Regions from separate parts of the Mus musculus genome. Here all the other regions are linked to region 1. The links are chromatin loops, found by intact Hi-C in ENCODE. Cell type or tissue: left cerebral cortex. All regions are shown on one strand. Region 1 overlaps Fnbp4 (formin binding protein 4). Region 2 overlaps Nup160 (nucleoporin 160). Region 3 overlaps Nup160 (nucleoporin 160).

What was found. Hi-C counts contacts between places; a loop is a spot of excess contacts. Peaks named below come from ENCODE experiments on the same cell type or tissue, not always from the same donor. Only the 100,000 strongest peaks of a DNase experiment are listed, where the experiment ranks them.
Region 2: a loop joins it to region 1, with 4 times the contacts of the local background. A loop is called at or near these places in 18 of 42 quality-filtered maps.
Region 3: it touches region 1 in a loop (2.6-fold over the local background); 19 of 42 quality-filtered maps call a loop at or near these places.

The regions. Positions count from the first base shown.
Region 1 is chr2:90,767,405-90,769,904 of GRCm38, forward strand. Fnbp4 (formin binding protein 4) reads left to right here. Exons shown (of 17, transcript NM_018828.3): 11 at 4-137; 12 at 1,112-1,296. Among named protein-coding and RNA genes, the nearest start is that of Agbl2, 14 kb to the right of the region's middle. In left cerebral cortex, no CTCF peak of the experiment used is centred here; a DNase peak (open chromatin) is centred at 1,158.
Region 2 is chr2:90,691,044-90,693,543 of GRCm38, forward strand. Nup160 (nucleoporin 160) reads left to right here. Exons shown (of 37, transcript NM_021512.2): 9 at 2,010-2,087. Among named protein-coding and RNA genes, the nearest start is that of Nup160, 15 kb to the left of the region's middle. In left cerebral cortex, no CTCF peak of the experiment used is centred here; no DNase peak of the experiment used is centred here.
Region 3 is chr2:90,699,823-90,702,322 of GRCm38, forward strand. It overlaps Nup160 (nucleoporin 160), which reads left to right. Exons shown (of 37, transcript NM_021512.2): 13 at 294-377; 14 at 591-761; 15 at 2,191-2,290. Among named protein-coding and RNA genes, the nearest start is that of Nup160, 24 kb to the left of the region's middle. In left cerebral cortex, a CTCF peak has its summit at 1,375 (motif pointing left); no DNase peak of the experiment used is centred here.

The DNA of each region.
Region 1 (2,500 bases):
TAGACTCGAATTGCAGACTGGCGGGAAGGGGCTCTCAATGGAAATTACCTAAAACGAAAGCTTCAGGATGCTGCAGAACAGCTAAAACAGTATGAAATAAACGCCACTCCTAAAGGCTGGTCCTGCCACTGGGACAGGTACGCACTCTTCTCCCCTTCTTACCTTTCACCTTTGACATCTCAGACATGATTTGTGATCACCACCACCGACGCCATGACAGCCTGGCTGGAGACTGGGCAGCTGCAGTTATGGTGCTGGGCAGGCAAAGCCTGCAAGCAGATCTTGGCCAGCCACACATTCGGAAAACAAAAAGCAGTGTTTAAAAGTGTTCCATGTAACAGATTTTTTCCCAAGATTGGACAAAGCCGGTTTTTACTCTCCAGAGTGTTGCACGGAGTAGGGCGGGCTTGGGGGTTAAGCGCATGCGAGAGCTCTGTGCGCTTTACAGGACCTCTGGAAGCAACTACTCCTGATTAACCTCGGTGAAGTTAAGGAAAACTTCGTGACTGCAGAAGTGAATGAAGAACAAGATTACTATCCTCTGCCAGCAGGTCAGATGAAAACATTTCTTTTTATATTTGGCTTTTCTTGATTTTTTTTTTTTCGTTATTTGAAATCTTTGCTCTTTTATTTTTCAGCTCCCAGATCCTCTCCCTCTCTTTAGCTTTCACTGTGTTTGATATCAAGAATTTGAAATGAATTCCACGGTCCAAGAGGGGAAGAGTCACCTTTCACTTCGATGTTCTCTTCTTTGGAAGGGAAATTAGTGTTCTAGGCAACTGAGTCCCTTCATTAATGACACTTGAAACCCGGTTTTACATTGGCAAAAAAAAAAGACCAAACAAACAAAACAAATGATTTCTAAGTCATCTGTTGGAGAGGGCTAAGGGCTGTATTCACAGAGCTGCTGGCAGTGCAAATAGCTTTGAGTTATCCTGGGTTCTCCATCCACAATTGTCAAAGCTCTTTGTGGCCTTTGTGAATAGCAGTCCATAAGAAGAGGTTCGTCCCTGTGAGAGCAGACTGCTTGCTGTCCTGGGACAGGACCCAGTGGAAGTGTCTCTGTAGGAGAACAGATTTTAAAACATGGGTTTTCTTTCTTGTGATTTAGGGATCATAGACGATATTTCTATGTAAACGAACAGTCGGGCGAGTCTCAATGGGAATTCCCAGATGGTGAGGAGGAGGAAGAAAGCCAAACAAAGGAAGTTAGAGATGAGAGTCTGCCTAAGCTGACCGTGAAGGACAAAACCTGCACTGATCCAAACTCTACAGAATCCTCTGAGAACCCGACAGGTAAGACAGTTTATTCTGTTCTAGTAGAACAATAGCTTTAGAGAAAAGAACATCAGTTTTTTTATTATAGGACAACTTATAGCATAGGAATAACATGCTAATTGAAGTCCAACTTAAACTGTGACAACACACGAGTTTGCTAAAAGGAATTAAGTCAATGTATCAGTCTGCCATCAAAGTAAAAAAATAAAATGCTACCTTTTGATCTTAAAATATTTCATGCACTGAATATTAATTAATACATGTTTTGTGTACTCTGTTAGTAAGTACAAATTTTATGTATCAAACAAAAATAATTCATAGGGCTGGAGAGATGGCTCAGTGGTTAAGAGCACTGGATGCTCTCTCACAGGTCCTGAGTTCAGTTCCCAACAGCCACATGGTGGCTCACAACCATCGGTAATAGAATCCGATGCCCTCCTCTCATGTGAACTCATAAAAAATTTTAAAATGGAAAAAAAAAAAAAAGATAACCATACTTCTTTCATGTAACAGAGAAAGACAGGAATGGCTATGCGAGGACTAAGTTTTGGAATTTCCAGATCTGTGAAGTAAAAATGAGGATGGTTTTTCATTTTATACAACTTGATATTTTGGCCTCATTTCTGACTTTCACTAGTCTTCTAAGTATTAAGTATAAATCAAAATGATAGGCAGAAAAGCTATAGAAGTAGAATCTATTCTAGCAGTCAATGGGATTTAAGTTTGTCAGTGGTATTTTTAGATAATCTGATCAGAAATGGGTAAAACTTCCCATTTAAGATAGTCCTAGGGGAATTGTAATGGTTTTATGATCCGACACCCCCCCCCCCGCCCCCCATCTGAGAATGCCCAAGCAGAGACCTACCAGCTTTATATCTCACTCCTGAAGCCAGACACGCTTTTTGAAAGGCTCTCTCACTGAGACCTGGAATTGCTTGATGAGGTTAAGTTTACTGATCTGGACGTGGTCCACCTTCTGTGCTTCAATTCTGCTGAAATTCCAAGCAGGCACCACACATGCCTCTCTCACTTTTTAAGACAGGGTCTCACTGTGTCAGTGATCTGGTACTTGCTATATGGGCCAGGCTGTCCTCCAACTCAGGATTCATCTACTCTGCCTCCCAAGTGGTGGGTAGACTGTGGCCACATCCAGATTGTTTGTTGTTTGTAAAACATGGTTGGTACTGATTGAACTCAGATTGTCATGCTTGCACCATATACA
Region 2 (2,500 bases), 76 kb before region 1:
GAGGCTGAAGCAAGAGGATTGCCATGGTTTTAAGGCCACACTGAGGGACATCATAAGACTGTCCAGAAGGAAAAAAGTGGAATAAACTCACTTTTTGTCACAAGTCATTTGAGAAACTCATGCACTCAACTGGAATTTTCTGGATTTTGTTGTTTTGTTTGGGCTACATTCAACAGTACACATTTTACTTTGCTACTTAGTATATACTTTTGTAATGATAGATATATAACAGGATAAATTTTTAACAGGATAAATATATAACAGGATAGATAGTTTTTTTAATAAAACATTTATTTTTACTATAACAGATACCACAGTAAATTGGTGAATTCTAATTCTTTAGGGAGTTATTGTGGCTTTAAGTTCTATTGTGGTTTTTGTTTGTTTGTTGTTTTTTGAGACAGACTCTGTAGTTTCACTGGCTGAACTGGAACTTAGAGATCCAAGTGCTGGGATTAAAAGTGTGCAACATTTTTTTAATTTTGGTCTTCATACAAACACATTTGCACTGTCACTGAACTATACCTTCATCCCCTACATAGACCTTTTATTTTTATTTGTTAAGATTTATTTTTGTGTGTCCATATGTGTTTGTGTGAGTATGCACACACATGTGGACAGGTGACATAGAGTCTAGAAGATGTCAGGTTCCTTGGAGCTGAAGTTAGCGAGCTGTCTGGTACAAGGGATGGGACCCAGTTTCCGTAAGTCTTCTTATCTGCTAAGCCATCCCCAGCCCCCCTACATATTTCATACACCTCTTTTTCTCAGAAGACAAGCCAGTGTTTACTTTTTTCCCTTATAGCTTGCTTGTGACACTGGGACTATAACTTAGTGGTAAAACTACCTACAATGGGTAAAGTCCTAGGTTTATATCCCCACTACTGGCGGAAAAAATTATAATTTTCTCTTTCTAAAAATAACATTTTTTAAAGCTAGGCATGGTGGCACATGCTTCTCATCCCAGCACTTGGAAGGCAAGGACAGGCCAATCTGAGTTTGAGGCCAGCCTGGCCTGCATAGTTCCAAGACAACCAAAGCTATATCAATAGGTCTTGTCTCAAAAAAAAACTTTTTTTAAAAAGCGGCTAAAGGAGGGTGGTGACAAGATGACTAAGTGGGTCCCAGTGTTTGCATCCATGCCTGACAGCCTGAGCTCGGTTCCTAGAACCAATTCCTGCAGGTTGTCCTCCACACACACTTGAATCCTCATACATACACTAAATAAATGTAAAAAGATTTTAACTTACTGTGAGTACTTGCCTACTTATGACACACAGGACATTGCATTGTCAGTACACAGTGAATTTTCTTTAGTAAAAATTGTCAAAATATTATTTATAAGTATCTTGTGCCTTAATTTCTTTGTTTTTGTTTAGTCTTTTCATCTAGTGTAAGGGATTGAATCCAAGGCCTTGCACACTTAAGTCAGTGACTCTACCACTGAACTAAACCTAGACTTCAACTGTCATTTACGAAAAATACTTTTATATGTTTATATATAATTTATACATAGTATTTATATTTTGTATATTATGTATTTTAAATTTGCACACGTGTGTGGGAAGTTTTTGATGGGAGTAAAGTTTCAATTTTACAAAATGCAGCGTCCTGCATATGGGTAGCACAGCAATGTCATATATATAAACTGCATCTTTTTTTTACGATTGATTTATTTAATTTATGTATATGAGTATACTGTAGCTGTCTTCAGACACACCAGAAGAGGGCATCAGATCCCATTACAGATGGTTGTGAAGTTGCTGGGAATTGAACTCAGGACCTCTGGAAGACCAGTTAGTACTCTTAACAGCTGAGCCATCTCTTCAGCCCCCTATAAACTGCATTCTTAAAAATGGTTAAGATGGAAACTGTTATATTTTAGTTAAGCTTGGTGGCACACACCTGTATTTGCAGCACTCAGAGACAGGAGGATTGTGAATTCTCTCCTTAGAAGAATAACATGGTGATTGTATGAAGTAATGATCTGTTAACTTGCTTTTCAACAGTTCTGCGTTTTCCAGTTGGTGAGCACTGAGAATAATCGCTATAGTTTAGATCACATTTCTTCCCTGTTCACTTCTCAGGTAAGTTAAACCGTCCTGTGCATTTCACACAGGTGCAGGAAGGAAGTGTTGGCTATACCCTGGGGAGGTTGCTTGCCCGGTAACCATAGCTTTTTTTTTTCTTTTTTTTTTTTAATCTGAGACAGGGTCATTTAAACACAGGAGTTTCAAACCAACTTAGCAACTTTCTGTAATTGCCAAGTAGAGTCTCACAGAGACTGTCTCAAAATTCCTTACCCCCATTCTGTTATCATAGGATTATATTCTTTTTTTTGTTTTAAAGATTTATTTATTATATGTAAGTACACTGTAGCTGTCTTCAGACACACCAGAAGAGGGCAACAGATCTCATTACGGATGGTTGTGAGCCACCATGTCGTTGCTGGGATTTGAACTCAGGATCTTTGGCAGAGCAGTCAGTGCTCTTAACTGCT
Region 3 (2,500 bases), 68 kb before region 1:
GACATCCCGTAGGCCCTTCTCTCCAAATGGGCAATAGTTATTTTGATTTTAATTGATTTTTTTAATGATCTATGTACTTCATTATAATTCTCTTGGATTCAGATTTCTGGAAGTTATTCTGGTTCTGTACTTTGTTATTGCTGTTAGAAATCATCTGTGCAGAATTAGAGAGGAGGGACTCCTGACATTTCTGAGGTTGCTCTGTAGTTACATATTGCCTTAGGGCCTTTTAGGCCAGACTTCCTTCAGTGTGAGTATTTTATAATATTCTAAAATATTCCTTTTAATTTTAGATTTTCTGCCGAGGTACCGAGAGGAACTTGGATCTTTCATGGAATGAACTAAAAAAGGAAATTACTTTAGCTGTTGAAAATGAGGTGAGATGTGGGAGAGAGTGGGAATGATAATGTTGTCTGTCTAGTTGAACTGTCAGACTTGATCATTTTTATCATGGTAGTAGAAAGTAGAAATGCTTAAGCCTTTTCATCAGGGAGTTTGATAGGTATTTACATATCCCATAGGATTTCATGCATAAGGAATATTTTGTAGAGAAAAAACCCCAAAAAGTTTCACTTTTCTCTGTTTGTCAGCTCCAAGGAAGTGTGACGGAGTATGAATTCTCCCAGGATGAATTCCGCACTTTACAACAGGAATTCTGGTGCAAGTTCTATGCCTGCGTTCTCCAGTATCAGGAAGCCCTCTCCCACCCTCTTGCTCTACATTTGAATCCTGTCACAAACATGGTGTGCCTTCTCAAGAAGGTAAGGGAACTGGAGCATTCAGAGCTCCTCTGCAAAGTTCAATGAGACTATATTGATGCACTTTGAAATTACAAAAACAGCACGATGGCTCAGGCCTGTATATCCTAATATTTAAGAGACTACATGGGAATGCCCTTAGGATCCCAGGTCAGCCTCTGCTTCAACAAACAAAAACAACAATGGTGATAACACAAGAATTTCAGTATTTCCTTCACCCATACTCATTGTTGGCTTCAATTTTGGTGAGAGGGTTGGTTGGTAGCTGGGTAGATCTTAGTGCCAGGGATTGAATCTGAGCCTATTCATGCTAATAAGCACACATAATGCGCTGAACTGTATCTCCAACCCCAGTTTGCTTTTCTGCATTGTTTTTGTTTTCTTCCTCTTTTTCCTCCTCCTCTTGTTCTTTTTCTTCATTTTTTTATCCTGAGTCACTGATGCCTTGATATCGGTAAATATTTCAGCACACATTAACACAGATACTGGAACTGGAGACATGGCTTAATGATTAATAGTGCTCGCTACTTCTACAGAGTAACCTGATTCAATTTCTAGCATTCATGGCAAGTGGTGATTACTTGTAACTCTAGCTATAGGGGGTGAAGCACCCTCTTCTGGCCATTTCCTTGCTACCTTAAGACTACATCTTTTTTTTTTTTTTTTTTTTAAGATTTATTTATTTATTTTATGTATGTGAGTACATTGTTGCTGTCTTTGGACACACTAGAAGAGGGCATCGGATCTCATTACAGTTGGTCGTGAGCCACCATGTGGTTGCCGGGAAGTGAACTCAGGACCTTTGGAAGATCAGCCAGTGTTCTTAACCACTGAGCCATCGCTCCAACCCCCATCTTTTTTATATTGTCTTTTGATTTAAATTTGTTGTTTCCTCACCATTCAGTGTCTAAGTACATTCTGTAGATTTTAAGTTCAGTCTGTAAAGTCTTTGCCGTACAAGCAGAAAGACCCTAGCACCCATGAGGAAATGCCAGCTATAGTTGTGCATGCTGTGGTCGCAGTGATGAGGAGACAGAGACGGCTTGCTAGTCAGCCTACCCTAATTCGTGGTTTCCAGGCCAGTGAGAAACACTGCATTCCTGAGAATGACAAGCAAGATTATCCTGTAGGCATACACACATACACATCACCACTCAGATGAACACAGACACGGGTAAAAAATGGAAGGCTTAGCTCACAATATTGTTCTTTCTTTCTGTGTCTCTGCTGAGAGTCAAACCTAAGGCCTGCATGTATTAGGTAAGCCCTTTACCACTGAACTACATCCCCTAACCCCTTTCAAGTGTTAAAAATGACATGGAAAATTATGTGTACATATTCTACATAGCACAATTTGTTGTGATACATTATGGATTATGAGTTTCTTTTTGAATTATTTAAAAGAAAATAACTGAAAGGTTTGTACTTGCAGGGGTATCTGTCTTTCCTGGTGCCATCTTCCTTAGTAGATCATTTATATCTCCTGCCCGATGAGCACCTTTTGACAGAGGATGAGACGACCATATCAGATGGTAATAATTTTTCTATCTAATTGACCCCCTTCCTATATGAACCTTATATTTTATTTCAGTTGATTGATAAAATTACCACTGTGACCTGTCTTGATGAGTTTACCTTAGTCACTGAAGTTTTTTTTTTTTTTTTTTTAAGCTGGAAAGTCTTAAGTACATATGCTATAGAAAAGGGATCCTTTCTATCTAATTACAGATGCTTCTTTTAAT